Linked DNA regions of Mus musculus: region 2 is linked to region 1. Evidence: chromatin loops called from intact Hi-C (ENCODE). Cell type or tissue: gastrocnemius. All regions are shown on one strand.

Evidence for each region. A loop is a pair of places that touch in the nucleus more often than their neighbours do. Peaks named below come from ENCODE experiments on the same cell type or tissue, not always from the same donor. Only the 100,000 strongest peaks of a DNase experiment are listed, where the experiment ranks them.
Region 2: a loop joins it to region 1, with 9 times the contacts of the local background. A loop is called at or near these places in 32 of 42 quality-filtered maps.

Annotation. Positions count from the first base shown.
Region 1 is chr11:30,671,344-30,679,343 of GRCm38, forward strand. No RefSeq gene overlaps it. Among named protein-coding and RNA genes, the nearest start is that of Acyp2, 26 kb to the left of the region's middle. In gastrocnemius, CTCF peaks have their summits at 3,083 and 4,919; DNase peaks (open chromatin) are centred at 1,576 and 4,936; H3K27ac peaks cover 2,508 bases.
Region 2 is chr11:30,795,414-30,803,413 of GRCm38, forward strand. It overlaps Psme4 (proteasome (prosome, macropain) activator subunit 4), which reads left to right. Exons shown (of 47, transcript NM_134013.3): 4 at 7,401-7,445. Among named protein-coding and RNA genes, the nearest start is that of Psme4, 28 kb to the left of the region's middle. In gastrocnemius, CTCF peaks have their summits at 4,289 (motif pointing left) and 5,185; a DNase peak (open chromatin) is centred at 4,283; H3K27ac peaks cover 1,150 bases.

The sequences.
Region 1 (8,000 bases):
AGGGTTTCTCTCTGGACCTGGAGCTCTCGTTTTTCAGCTACAGTGGCAGCCAGCAGGACCCAGTGGTTCTCCTAGCCCTGCCCTCCATAGTGCTGGATATGAGATTATGTCTGTTTTGTTACATGGCTGCTGAGATTTAAACTCAGGTCCTCCTGGTTGTGTTAGCACTTTTACTAACAGCCATCTCTGCAGCTCCTCAAAGTTCATTGAAAGGGCTACATCTTTAACAGAAAAATGCTATCCCTTAAGGTACACTTAGGTAAGTGCTGGCCTCTTTCTTTGTTTGTTTTGTTTTGTTTTGTTTTGTTTTGTTTTGCTTTATTTTATTTTATTTATTTTTTTTGTTTTGTTTTATTAGACAGGGTTTCTCTGTATAGCCCTGGCTGTCCTGGAACTCACTCTGTAGACCAGGCTCGAACTCAGAAATCTGCCTGCCTCTGCCTCCCGAGTGCACCACCATGCCTGGCTAAGTGCTGGCCTCTTGCTTTACGGTTCAACTTGGAACTTTGATCTGTTTGCCTTAGTATCCTATGACTCTCTTTCAGGCTTTAAATGGCATCTGAGTTCCATCCTCTGCCACAGGCTTTTCTTCCTGCTGCTGGCCTTGGCTGGCTGGGGCAAGAGAGGAGGGGCGCCTTATTGTCTATTTGACAGAAAGAATACTTTAAGCTGCAAATTGATTTCTCATGGTATCTGCTACGAGATACCACTAAACACCTCTGACAATAAGAATTCAGAGCATCACTCCAAGTGTTGTCTTGAACCCTACACTTTGAAATAAATTGACCTTATTTCATCTTCATAAACATGTTTAAAGTACAGGAGGAACAGTTAAAGCTCATTTTAGAAATGGGGAAGCTGGACCACAGAAGTGAAATCAGAGTAACTGATTCATAAAACTCCTTCATGTCAGACTGAATAAAAGCATGGGTCTGTGTGAGATTTGAAATTATATTACTGGAACATAACACAGTTATGAAGCAGCTGATGGGAAAACCATGCCTAGTATGCCAACTGAAAAGAATTAATAAGATCAGTGTGTTATAAATCTTGTAAATCACCTAACTACTGCCTTCTTAGAAAAAAAAAAAAACTGGGCAGGTAACTCTTTAAGGAGTCCCTAAAATGGCTAGGGCAAATAATATAAATTAATGCAAGGATTTAGTGGCCATCTATCCATCTATTGCTCTGATCTAGGCATTGTTCCTTCTTGTCTTCTTTTTTTTTTTAGATGGCAAGTCTTCCTCTCATTCTGTAAACATGTCATAGACAGTTGTTGGCACTGTTGTTTATTCTTTTTAGTAGTGCAGTGCTTACTTTCTTACTTTCCTTTTTTTTTTTTTAAACAGACTCTGCTTTTCTGCTGGTCCTTGGGAGTTTGCTAGGGCTAATCTCTTTGTCACACTAGTTGAGAGTTACCAGGTCCACTCCTAACTAACCAGAGTATTTTGTCCCTGTGTACAATGATTGATTGGCTCAGGGATAAACACAGGCCAAGCACTGTCTTCTCCAGACCTTGCTGGGACCACTGGAGTCAATGCTCCCTTTAAGACTTTGAGCTGTGTCATTGGAGTCACAGCTGCCAGAACCCTTTGCCAAGAGAGCCAGAAAGCTTGCCTGGGATTAGAGCCACACCCCGAGAGAGCCACACAAAGGCAGAGCTATTTGGGTGACACTGTTTAACTATTTCAAAAAAGAACCCACAAACTTTCAGCCACACAATTCACCAGATTCACAGGCTCACTCATTTTGCTTAAAGTAGCCTAAATTAGGTTTCTATCAATGGCATTCAAATAACCTCAGATCTACATAGATGTGTCAAAGAATAGGATTTTCCTCTTCTGCAGACCTTTTTGGCAACAAGGATATGAGCCTGCCTGCAACCATACTTCTCTCCTCAGAAGAGAATACTTGGTGCTTTCAGGAAAGCCCACACATTCTCTGATATCAATGGAGATCTTGAATCAAACCAGCCCTAGGGCTAGCACTCAGACACAAAAGACAATAAACCCTATGTTCAAGCTGGTTTCTACTGTCTCAGTCATTCATCCTGTGTCATTTGCTTGTTATGTAAAGCTCAAGCTCATAATATGTTGTTGACATTTGTCCTGAAAAATTCTGAAGAGTCTACCGATAAAGTCCAAATTTCTCTCCCTTTTTTCCTCTGTAGGGCAGAGGCAGGGGCAGGGAGAGTCAGACTTCATCTTTGCCTAGTCTTGTGGCGAACAGAGCTCAAGAAATCCTTCCTCTTCTTCCCTCTAGCCTCATTTTCAGCCAATAAAGGATTATTAGTTTTTCAAAATACCAGATGTGCTTTTTCATCCATCACTGTTCCCCCAAATTCCCAAGGTCTCCAATGAATGGGCTGAGGCTTGGAATGGTCAATTCAATGTAATTTAAAATAAAGTTTGATACATGTACATGGAAAACTACAACCAGAGGCTGAGCAGTAAAATCATTAGCTGTGCAAACCTAGTGACCTGAGTTTAATGATCAAAAGCTATATAAAGAGCGAGATGTGGTGCTGTTCACCCATAATGCCAATAGTCCTATGGCAATATGGAAAATGAAGACTTATCCAGAAGCCTGAAGGCCAGCTAACCTGGAATATAGAGTGAAAAAGGAGAAATAAAAGAAACTTTGACTTAAAAATGTAGAAGGCAAGAACTGACTCTTGAAAGTTATCCTCAAACCTCTACATGCATGCCCTGGAAACACACACACACACACATTTTAAAAATAGTATCATCAAAGCTTATGATCATAGATACCATTCCTGGCATGGATAACAAAAATAAAATAAATTAAAATACAACATGATTCTGTGCAGTTGAAGAAGTATAACAAAGAAAAATTTGGGGCTGGAGAAATGGCTCAGTGGTTAAGAGAACATATTTGTCTTGCAGAGGACCCAAGTTCTGGTCCTAGTACACAAGTCAGGTGACTCACCACTGCCTGTCACCCCAGTCTAGAGGACCTAATACTCTTTTCTGACCTACAAGGTAATAGCATCATGTCCACATGCACAAACCCACACTCATGTAAATACATCATCTAAAATAAAAATCAATCCTTCAGGGGCTGAAGAGCGCTCCCAGTGGTTAAGAGCATTGGCTACAGTTGCAAAACTGTTGTGAATTGGGATTGATGACAGAGGCAAGAAGGAAGTCTCAAACTCAGAGGTTAGGTTATAACAGCTTATTTATTCATAAGTAGCAATAAACAAGTAAATGGTAAAATGGGGCTGTACTTGTTTACACACACATACATATATGCTTCACTAACCTCCGGTCTACCCTATATCGTAGCCTGGTTTGATGGCAGGCGCTGGAGAAGTCTTCTGTTGCTTTATGGGTTCTGCTGGAGCTGGAGCTGGAGCTGGGTCTGAGAGATGTGGGCTTGTCTCATTTGGCAGCGGGCGACCAGGTGGATTCGTCTCTAAGCAGGTTGACATTTCTGTTGGACTCCAGGAATGAGTAAGTTGCCGTCCCAGACTGGAAGTTATTTAACCAATTTTAGCCAATCATAACTAAGGCATTCACACATTACTTCATTGAGCTTCTACCTTATCATATTCACTCACACACGCTCTAGGCTTGGTTACATGAGGACCGCGTGGTAAGTGCAGCAGGGAACCAGAGCACCCCAGGCAGCTTTGAAGCACTGGGAAAAGTGGCTCCTGGGGCCACGCATTCCTTGCAGCTACTCTTCCAGCAGACCTGGGATTCATACCCAGCTCTCATTCTAGGACTGACACCCTTACACAGACATACATGCAGGCAAATGTCAAGGACCTGCCTTGGCTTGGAGAGGGGTCCTGAGAGAAGGGGTGTTTGAGAGCAGTGAAACAAACAACTCAAAGTCAGATTGTAGGTCCTAGCTGGCAGCCTATGTTTTGCTTGAGATAGTTTTCCAGACTGCTCTACGTTCTGCTCATAGAGTTCTCCAGGAAGTTCTCTTGTGCTATTCTAAAAATTCTCTAGATAGCTCATCTCTTGCAGATTGAAAGCCCAGTTTTTATTTACACATCAGTCCAGTCATTACCTCAGGTTCCCTTTTGATTATTCCAATCAGTATCCCAGGGCCCCAGCCTCTTAATTCTTAGGAGATAGCAAGCACATTTATTTTAACATTGCAAAAGAATTTAGAGATCTGCCTGCCTCTGTTAAGCACAGAGAAAAACTATCAGGGTGGGACCCTAGTACAGGTACATATTCTGCAATCAAGGGCTCAGTTAAGTGATTTTGCAGTACCAGAATGCATTTTTTAAGCTAAATTCAGCCAATTACAACTAGAGCGTGCCACAAATTACTTCATGGCTTTTTTTTTTTTCACTCATGCCCCCCCACACACACACACACACATACTATGGCTTGGTTATCTGGGGCTGTGGGTGTGGTCCGAGGCATTGCCCTACAGCAGGCTTGGGCGGCAGACATGAGTTCGTATCACTTTCACTCACTCTGGGGCCATTGGCTGTGCCTCGAGTGCAGCTATACAGCATGGGACCTTGTGAGGCCATGTGTTCTTTCAGTGATGACAAGGTACAAAACACAATAGAAGATATAGAATTGGAATCTAAATACTTAGAGTCATTTAAAATAAGAATGCACTGGAGATATACAAGGGCTTGGGTTTGGTGGCCAATATTGAAAAATTAAAGGAGATAAATTCAAGAGAGTGACATGTCCTAATCAAAAGATTCAAAACAGAAAAGAGAAAAGAATTTGCAGAGAGTGCTTGCTGCCCAAGCTTGACCGCCTGAGTTTGGTCTTCCAGAACCCATGTAATAGGAGTGAATCAAACTCTGCAATTTTCTCTCAGACCTAATCTCTATAGCATAATCTACTCTGGAGTTGACATTTCCCCAATGGGGAAATTCCTAAAGCATCCAGTCTTCAAGGCCCTTTTCTGAACAGCAGGAAGAGGGCAGTGCAAGACAAGATATGGATGAACACAGCAAGACCTCAGCAAAATGTGGCTGACTCACACAGACTATTCATTTCCCAGTGAGTAATCCTAGGTTGAAAACACTTAGACTTCTTTCTTCAGTGATAATGACTGTTAGTTGTACTTTCAATGAGCCACAAGACAAGAATCAGTTCTGCCTTATTTGTAAGTAAGAGATAGACTGCATACTAAGATTTATATGAAATCCTTAGGAAGATGGGCCTAACTAGGTAAACTTTTCTTGTATTTTGAGAACAGGGGACCCTTGTTCATCTGGTCTGCTTTTTGTCTAGAGGGTAGAATTTAAGTTCTATTTTAAAGGTATTTCTGTTCCCAACATCTAGGAAGCCATGAAGATATAATGTTCAGACTGGACATTTGCAGTGGCACAGGCTAGAGTCACCAGCAGGACTCTAGGATAATGAAGCCTGGTATTAGCTTCTTGATAAAAGGTCATCCTCTTGTCACATGTTTGTCCAGAGTTCTCCATACTTTATGTTTGAGCTTTTTCTACCCTCTTAGATTCTCTATTCTCTTAGATTTTTTCCTATCACTTTATTTATCAGTGATCACTCCAACAATGGCTGTTCTCAATAAACTAAGACTTGACTTACCTTGAATGTACTAACCCACTGGGGTTTGTCTCAGTCTGACAGTCTAGATCAAAAGTGGGAATTAGACTCTTTCTAAGTCACCAATAAGATGAAATTTAACATAGAAAGAGGTCTGTGATCTTGAAAGTTCTAGCAGAATGGGAAAACCAGACAACATGCAAGCTTCACAAGGCCTGCTATGGCTGTAGTTTATCACATCCTTAATGTACAGCCTTTAGCAGAGACACTATGAGCAAGCTGACAAATACTAACACTTATGTATGCTTCTAACAATAACAGATTCTGTGCTGGGAAGACATGGGTAATTGTTCTTATGACAATGGAACATGAAGTCTCTTGATCACTCAGGAATTTCCTTCATTCTATAGCTGTCTTAGTCCGTGTTCTGTTGCTGTGAAGAGACCATGATTGTAGCAACTCTGATAAAGGGAAGCATTTAATTGAAGGGTTCTTACAGTTTCAGAGGTTTAGTATATTATCTGCAGGACACAGACAGATATGGTGCTAGAGAATGAGCTAGGAGTTCTAGTAGCAGGAAGGAAAGAGAAACGGGGCCTGACTTGAGCATTTAAAATCCCAAAACCCAGTAGTTTGTCAGTGACAAACCTACTCCACCAAGGCCACATCTCCTAACCCCTGCTGAGTACTACCATTTTCCAATGACCAAGCATTCAAATAAATAAAGGAGCCCATGAGGGCCATTCTTATTCAAACCAGCACATTAGGCTCATCATCCTACCTATGAACTTGAGTTTTGCCTTTAAGACCCATAACTCAACTACTATAAGTTTGTTAGTATCAATTTGCAGTAGATTTAGGCTGCAAAGTAACAAATTTAAAAATATGAAAAGCTATGAAAATGCAGAAAAATCAAGCTTAAAACTTGATTAAACATGTGTATAGACTAAGTATTCTGACACTAAATAGAAATACTGAAAATTTATTTCTATTTTAAAATTCATATGTTTTACTAATGTGTTTAATCTTGATTGTCAACTTTAGACAATTTAGATTTAGAATTACTACAGAAATGACTATCATAGAACACATCATCTGTGGTGAATTGAATAATAATGGCCCTCATAGGATGAAATATTTGTATTCTTAGTCCTAATAGGTGAACTGTTGGGAAGGATTAGGAGATGTAGTCTTGTTGGAGAAGATATATCACTGGGGTGGACTTTGAGGTTTCAAGAGTCTGCATCATTCCCTCATTCCCCCAATCACTGTTCTTCTCCTCTCCTCTCCAATCCAACACGTATGATTGCTAATTACACAAGAAAAAAGTTTAATTTGTTTTCAAATGTCTGATTTTTAAGATAGAACCTATTTACTCTGAGCACTATAGAATGCTTAATATGAAATGTTAAAGCCAGCCCCCACACCATCTTGGGCGTGATCTCAGCAGAGGGTCTCAAGGTCCCCAGAGGACTTTCCACGCTGCAGGCACCCTAGCACACCCGGGACCTTGAGATCACTGCTAAGTGGAACACAACATCAGTTCCAAAACACCCAGAGGATCTTGTGCTAGCAGGAACACAGACAAAGGACACCTGCCCAACCAGTGGCTGGGGTTGGTTCTAGTTGGTGCCACCCCCGCGCCATCTTGGGTGCAATCTCAGCTGAGGGCCCCAAGATCCCCAGAGGACTCTCCATGCTGCAGGGCACTTGAGCACACCCAGGATCTTGGGAATCACTGAAACCAGTCTACACAGGAGAGCACATGGGCAGCAGAAGCAACAGAGCTTCTTGGGAATGGTTACTTCGGGTCTTCATCCTCAGCCAGGAGGCAGAACTGAGACCCAGACCCCTGGGCACCTTCCTTGCCAGAGGAGAGTTGGCCTACAGGAAGGGCTCTGACCCCAGGACTCAGGAGGTGGATCAGAGCTCCAGACTTCTGGACACCTGCCCTGTAAGAGGATAGCTTGCCTGCAGAGAGTGCTCTGACCACTGGGACTCAGGTGAGAGTTGGACTCCCAGGAGTGCTGACAGGCTAACAGAATCACAGGAGAAACAAGCTCCAGCCAGAGACAGCTAGAACATTAACACCAGAGATTACCAGATGGCAAAAGGCAAATGTAAGAATCTTACTAACAGAAACCAAGAACACTGGGCGTCATCAGAACCCAGTAGACCCACCACAGTGAGTCCTGGATACCCCAACACACCTAAAAAGCAAGACTCGGATTTAAAATCATATCTAATGATGGCAGTGGAAGATTTTAAGAAGGGCATTAATAACATCCTCTGGAAGAGCAGCAAACACTCTTATCTGCTGAGCCATTTCCCCAATCCAGGTAAATGTAATTTGAACAAAGAAAAAGAAGTCCAAACTTTCCTAAGCAAGACTAAATTCTGTAGTTAACTGCCTTCAGACCTCATCTGCAAGACTGGCCTATCTCTAGGTGTTCTGCCTGCCAGCCCAGATTTTGGACT
Region 2 (8,000 bases), 120 kb after region 1:
GAAATAATGTAAAGCCACAGGGAATGTGTACAGTAGACTTCTGGGAAGAGTATCAGTAAAAATGAGATCTGGAATTCGGTGCTCAAAGAATAATACATAGCTCGGTGTGGTAGGCAGATCTCTGTTAGATCAAGGCCAGTCTGGTTTACATGAGTTCTAGGAAGCCAAGGTTACCTAGAGACCCTGTCTCAACAATAGCAAAAAAGAAAAGAAAGGAAAAAGAAAAGAAAGAAAAGAAAGAAAAAACATCATCCTTGTCTAATGTGTTTTCGAGATAAGGTTTCAGATGCACTCCAGAACCAAGACTAGCCTTGAACTCTAGATCTTTTGCCCCCATTTCTCTAGTGCTGTTCTGTGTTGCTGTGTTTCAAGCCATGTTGTAGAAGAATGACAGCAACATGAAGCTTGTGTACCAGGGTGTGTGAGAATTGCTGGAGACTGAACCTAGGGCCTTGTGCCTGCTGGTCAGGTGCTTGTACCAACTAAACTTCATCCTCAGCCTGGCATGATTCTGTATCTCTACCAACTGCCAGTTTAATGATTTGGTTGTAATAATCTGAGTGAGATCGTTCATGCATCTAACTCTAGCATCAAGAGGCTGAAGCAAGAGGTTTGCCATGAGTTTGAGGTCAGCTTGGGTTATATAGTATGTAGAAAGCTATCCAGGGATACAAAGCAAAAACCTGTCTTTAAAAACAACAACACATTTTTAAGACTTTCAGATGTTCCACTAGATATTCAAGAGTAAAAAAGAAACCAGTTGCTTTAAACATATTTCTTAGTGCTGGGATTATAGAAGTGTGTCACCATACCTAGCTTCATACTTTGTTGTTGTTGTTGTTGTTATTTTGGGATAGTTCACAAATTATAAGATATTTTATGTACCTAGCTTTTGGCCACTAAGGTTGTTTAGGTTCTCCTCAATCATTATTCTTTGAAAGTGCCCTATGGTTACTAGAGAAATGGCTCAGCATTTTGCTCTTTGCAGAGAACCTAAATTTGGTTCCCCAGTTCCCAGCATCCTTTTGGACCACTCACAGTGACCTACTGTCACTCCATCTCCAGGGATATTGGATGTGTGTGCCCTCCATAGGCACCTGCCCATCCCTGCATGTGCCCATCCCTACACCCACACATGCACATAATTTAAAACTAATAAAAATAAATCTTTTTAAAACATCATTAAAAATACCCTGTGAGATTGGGGCTTGTTCTGGTGGAGCACATGCTTAGCATGTGTGAAACACTAGGTTCAAATAGTCTGCCCTGCCAACACTTACACACAGATATACCCAGCTATACCTACCTTCCAGCCCATCCTGTTTTCCCTGTGTGTCTCAAAGACTCACAGTATTTCACCTGTCTCTGCTTCCCCAGAATTGAAGGCATATGCCACCACCCCAATGGTCTTCTGCTTTGATTAATCATGCCTTTTTCCCTATTTTTTGATTCTGTAAGAACAGATCTTTCTAGGACATGAGCTTTTTCCCCGTGTTAGGTCTTTTCACTTAATACACCCTTCCGTGTTCCCAGTACTCTGAGATAAAGTATATGAAGTATTTTGTGGATATTTATAAGGTGTTTTGTTTTGTTTTACATATTCCTATCTGTACTAGGTTTTTTTTCTTCATATATGCTTCAGACTAAAATTGGTGCTCTCAGAAAGTCTAACTATATGGATCCACTAACCTACAGTGATTGATACATAGTATTGTGTACCTGTCTTTTCAGGGACTACATTGTTAAGTAAATTGATTGTTACTTTGTTTCTCTTCAAGAAATTCAGTTTTGAAAAGCTGGGTGTACATTACACAGCTTTTATCTCAGCACTGGGGAGACATCTGTGTCCTAAACAAAGGAATAATATTAAATTTATAAATTCAGTTTTGAAATACTTAAATATTTCTTGGCCTAACTCGCTTCTGCTTCCCTTGAATTGAAGACTACTGCTATTGGCTCTTGAGCAGAAATGGTAGAGAAGCCAGTGAGTCACACAGCAGTGCTTGCAGTAGTCCTGGGACCGCCCTGTTCTTCCCAGCACTTCATTGTTCTGCTGAATTTCTGCAAGGGGACTGTTTGGATAGTTACTGCTTTTCTGCTTAACATTGTTTTGGCATGGTGATGTTGCAAGCTTTTATAGTCAAGAATAAGGTTGTTGGGTCTTACCAACATTTTATTTCTTAACATCCTTTCACTTATAAGGAGCCATTTTATGACTTGCTCTCTTAGATTTGATATTTTAGTTCTTTGATATATTAGTTCTTTCTTAGATGCATTTTGACATATTTGAAACAGCTTTGTCATTTGACAGCCTGTTCTTGTACTATTTTTAGATGGTTTTTTAAAATCAGAAGTGCTTCATTTGTTAAGTGTTTGTCTTTCAGCTCTTCAATTCTGTGTGCCTGGTGTATTCTGTTCTTATGGAAACCACTGCTTAGAGTGCCATGTATTTCTTTTTTTTTTTTTCTTAAAGATTTATTTATTATATGTAAGTATACTGTAGCTGTCTTCAGACACTCCAGAAGAGGGAGTCAGATCTCGTTACAGATGGTTGTGAGCCACCATGTGGTTGCTGGGATTTGAACTCTGGACCTTCAGAAGAGCAGTCGGATGCTCTTACCCACTGAGCCATCTCACCAGCCCCAGAGTGCCATGTATTTCATTCTACCTTAAAACTTGGTTCTGTTTAGAGCAAAGATAATCAAAACATTTACCCTCTCTTCCTTCTCTTCCCTTCCATCTCAGACTTCAAGTACTGAGACTGTTGGTAATTGAAAGAAGTTTTTAGGTTTTTTGTTTGTTTTAAAACAAGGCCTCCATGTTGTCCTGTCTGTACTAGAACTCACTATGCAGACCAGGCTGGCTTTGAACTCAGAGAAATGTCTGCCTCTGCCTCCTGGGTACTGGGACAAAGGAATGCACCACCTCACCTGACCTAGTAGAGTTTTTAATTTAGTACAAAATACAAAATTGTATTTTTGACTCCTGTTTCCTATTCATGTCTTGTCACAACTTAATGTTCTTGTAAAAGGACATTTTAAGTATTTTTCCTTTTTAAGTGTTTTTCCTCTATATATTTTAAGGCTACCATGCATACTATTTTTCATAGTGTATATGCGTGTAGGAAAAAATTGTTTTCCTTTCTTTACTTTTTTTTTTTTACTTTTTTTTTTTTTTTTTTTTTGAGGGGGAAGGACTAGGGTCTTGTTGTGTAGCCTAGGCTGGCCTCCAGCTCCCAACAGTCCTGCCACCACACCTGGCTTGGTACTTAGTTTTTGATTACCTGTGTATCTCTATCCCATTACCATTTGTGGTTGTTAGCAATTGAGCCCAGGGATTTGACTTGCTAAGTAAGTGTTGTACCACTGATATCTACCCTAGCCTGGCTTCCTCTATTGATTCAACAAAGGGTCATTTGCTTTTGTTGTTTTTGTTTTTTGAGACAGGTCTTTTTGGGTGCAATTTTTTAAAAATCAAACTTCTGCCTTTCCAGGAGCTCTGCCTGCCACTCTCCAGGCTAGGCTCTGTGATCAGTCACCACTGGTCTCACTCAGCTCCAGCAAGGGCCAGCTGGCCGTTTTTTAAAACTAGCTCCCTCCATCTTCCTTGGCCCCTACTCATTGTGTAGGCGGAGACTGCAAACTCTAGGGGCCCCAAGACCTACATGTCTGTAGCTTCCCCCTTGCTCCAAAGCCTGGTCTGAATCCTTTTTCTCTGTGTCCCTTCTCTTCCTCCTAGGACCTGGAAATCCCACCTTTTTTTCCCTTCATTCAGCAAGTGACTTTTCCCTCCTTTATTGACACAATCAAGAACCAATTAGGGAATCAACCCCTTCCACTACAGGTCTTGCTATATATAGCTCAGTGGCCTCAAACTCACAGTTCCTCTGCTACTGCTTCCCTAGGGCTGGAATTGCATGTGTCAATACACTTGGTTTACAAAGGGCAATTTATGATCACATAAGTCTTTTATTCTTACCTTTACCTGTTTACAACATGGAAATAACATATTCTACTCTGGGGTTTCTTATTACTCATTAATGATCTGGACCCAAAATTTAATAGTTAATAAAATGAAGAAAGTCATTCCCCCAATGAACTGTCAGTAAGTCATTTTCACCAGTTATTTCATCAGTAAACACTGAATTGCATTGATTTCTAAAACAGCATTTGAGGAACATTATGAGGAGAAAGGGCTCAGCAATTAAAAGAATATGTTTCTTCAGAAGATCCAAGTTAGGCTTTTAGCACCTGTAACTCCAGCTCTAGGGCATCTGCTGCCCTCTTCAGGCCTCCTTGGGTATCCCGTCCCCTGCCTGGGACATACATAGAATAGTTCAGATTGTTCAAGTAATCATGCTAAATTTACATGAGAGGAAGGGTGATTACAGTAACATTTATTTTAGAAAAATGCTTTAATTTTAATGAAAAGTTAGTGCTACCATTGCCTCCATGGTGATGATGGTGTCTCTTCTGTGTAACTGATGAAGTAATCTTAATGGCTGTAAAAGTGACATTTAACAGAGTGGTGTGAGATTTGAAAGATGGGTAATGAAAAATGTTTGATTGGCTAAAGATGAGTTTGTTTAGATTTAGAAAGAAGGTAAAACTGACTTAATACATTGTTAGGGGAAAAAAGAATACTATTTAATTAGGAGTTTAAGGCAGGGAAAGAAGGAATGCACCATTATTGTTGTTTTCCAATTCATATGTTAAAAAAAGCAAATAGAGTTAGTCTGACAGAAATTTTAGTTCAGTTGAATCTATGAATATTTCTGGGATTATTTTTATTTTGAATGTGTCATGTGTTGGGGGGGGTTTACAAGTGAATCTTGGGCATGACTCAGTGTTTAAGAGCACTGCCTCTTTTTCCACAGGACATGGATTTGATTCCTAGTACCTACAATGGTGACTCACAACCATCTGTATGTAGCTCCAGCTTTTGACTTCCATAGTCACCAGGCATGTAGTGATGCACATATACATGCAGACAAAACATTCATACACATAAAATAAATAAATGATTCTTTAAAATTTTTTTAAAATAAAAGAAAAGCTAATCTTATCTTGATAGTTATAAAGAACTAGGAGAGTCAGGTTACAGCCTCCATGACTTTGAAATTCACTTTTTAGTAACTGGGAACAGAAATGGTTGACTCTCTTGTCCTGCCTTGGAACAATCAGAGAGCATTAGTGCCATCATGAGGAAATTGAAGTGTAGAGAAAAATTTACATGAGGCTCAAACTGGAACAAGAGCTTAAGAATTCACTTTTGTACAGAATAGTAAGGTGATGAAAAGAAATTTCTCATCTGGGTATTATATCCTGAATCATAAATTCATGATTGATAGGCAGGAAAATTGCTGTAGCAGTAAAAGGTGCACAAGTTTTTGTTTCTGTGAAGTTGCACGTACAATGCTTTTTGCAAAGCATGAATTAATAGTTGTTAATATTTGCTGTGATGCCTAATAAATAATTCCGAGCTACCCAACAGCTTTCAATATATTATCTCAGTTAATTTTAAAATAGCTTTATGAGAGGGTAGGTATTTGCCATGATAAAAAGTACTAAGCTGTAATACTATATTCTTAGGAACAATGACTTGATTTTCAAATTCAGATTTGTCTGACTCTTAGGTTCAACCTGAAGCATTGTGTACCCATGGCTGCCTTTTGTAAATGAACTACCATTTTTAAGAGAAAATGGGGTGTGAGAAACTCCATCTAAAGCTTAATCACTCTGTAGATCACTTTAAAACCATGAACAGTTTGAGTTACCAGTTTAGTATTATAAATTCCCAACAATTGGAACTTAAGTAGTGATTACTCACTCCCTCTAAAAATTATTAGCATCTAGCCTTAACCTTTTATTTTATTTTTAAACAGAAACATTGTTCCCTTCATCTTGAGAGATTACAAGAATCACAAAAGGTCACTATACAGATATCACAGGTTAGAGAGATTGTACCCTTTTCTGAATAAAGAGCATAAATTCCATGGTACAGGCCTTATGTGGAAGATCGGTTGGAATTGATTTTTATATGAATGAAATCACACTCTAAAACCCTTGAGTTGGTAACAAGTTACAGGAGTGTTATCATTAACTTCCTGTGCTTACATTTAGAATGAACGAAACACTTAGCTATGCAGTCTTTAATGACTTACTTTTTGGAACAGTTTCTAATGTTAGAAAGGTTTCTTTCTTTGTGTAGTGAAGTTACTTAGGAGAAAGAGCAGGATTTCTGCAACATCTAAATCTGAAGTCAGTTGCTACCAAATCAGTAAAATAGAAAGTTAATGTGAGCACAGACATTAGGAAGTCAAGGGCTCTTTTCTTTTCTTAGAAAGACAGTTCATGTTTCAGAATTTATCTTTAAAGTCTGAACTTAAATTAACCGGATGGCTTTCTACATGTTGATTCTATAATTTGATACTAATTGGCTCTTGAATTCAAACTGAAAGAAGATCCAAGCGCTGTGCTATTTGTTCCCGTGATAAAAAGTGTTTATTGGGTATTGTAAGCACACAGAAATAATTGAACTGTCCCTGCAGATTTGAATAGCTCTATTAGAAGCACATTAGGTATCTTGACTAATAAGTACAGCCATGGGATTCAGGAAGCTTCAAATGTAGAGAAAAGTTTATGCTCAATATACTATGTTTCTTAATTGTTTGGTATTTTTGTGTGTGAAAATCACCCCGAGTTACTTGCTGACCCTCACCCCAAGTGTGAAAGTGAAAGATGATGACTAAAGTAGTTAGTAATGAGGCTGCAGTTTCTTTCTAGGTTGATGTTAATATATTAGGTGCTTGTCTGAGTTTGTTCCTTGGAATTTTCTTATAGTTTAGTTCTTAAGCTTTCAGAGAAATTGTACAGACCTCTGGATTTGAAGAATTTTAAAAGGTTTAATGATAAAATTTCTGAAACCTTAACACCCCTGTCCTTCACTTGAATTTTGAACATTTTTGTGTTTCTATTTGTGTTTATCATACCATATTTCATTATATCACAGTTCATATTTTGATGCAAAAGCACTATAATAAAAATTATTCTTTAGAGTTTTCAGCCATTGGGCTTACTTTGTATGTGTTTAATATGGTATTGTTATCTACTTTGTAAAGATTGAAAGGGGTTTATCTTTTTTTCTGGTATAGTGTTTTATTTCGTTTTACTTATCATACACAGATACAAAGAACAAAATGAGGGTAGAGGAAAAAAAGCAGATGAGGAAGTCTAGGTAGATAATTCTTGTAATTCTGTATGTAGCAGAGAAGATTTAGGAATTAAATATAGACAGATAATATGAACCTGTGTGTTTATCTTTGAGGTACAGGTTATAGAATTAACTGTGTTCTTTAAATACACCAATGTAATTTATCAACTGGCTTTTTTCTCCTCTAGTTCTATAGAAAATGTTCTCAAAACACTGGTGAAAAGCTGCCGACCGTAAGTAGCACTCAATTTATAAAGCCTCTTGTTTTACCTGTAGCCTTCCCCCATCTTTAGTGTTCTTTGAAGATGAAATTAATTGTATAAGTAGTTCCTGATATTGTAGTGCTAGGCATTGAGCCCAACAGTGTTCCCAGTTCGTAACTGAATTTTTACTTCAATATTAATTAATTTTTAAAAAAGTTAATTCATTAGTAATGTTTGTATGTGTGAGTGACTGTGCATGTGTGTGTTGGGGAAGGCCTATCTGCACCAGGGTACATGTGTAGAAGGTAAAGGGTGAGGTTTTAGTTGGTATTACTTTGCTAAGAACTGACTCAAAAATACTGGGAAAGGGAATTAGATATATAAGGTTCTTGAAGGTAGAACATAATTCACTGGTGGTATTTCTGTTTTAATTTGCAATTTGCTACATTAGTACCTGACAAAAAATGTGTGGTAAACTTAATAGAAGTGTTATTAGCAATGCAATTTTATTTTTCATATAAATTAATAAAGTATGCTTTTAAGCTAACAAAAGTTTTTAAAAGTATGATAGGTTAATAATATGAT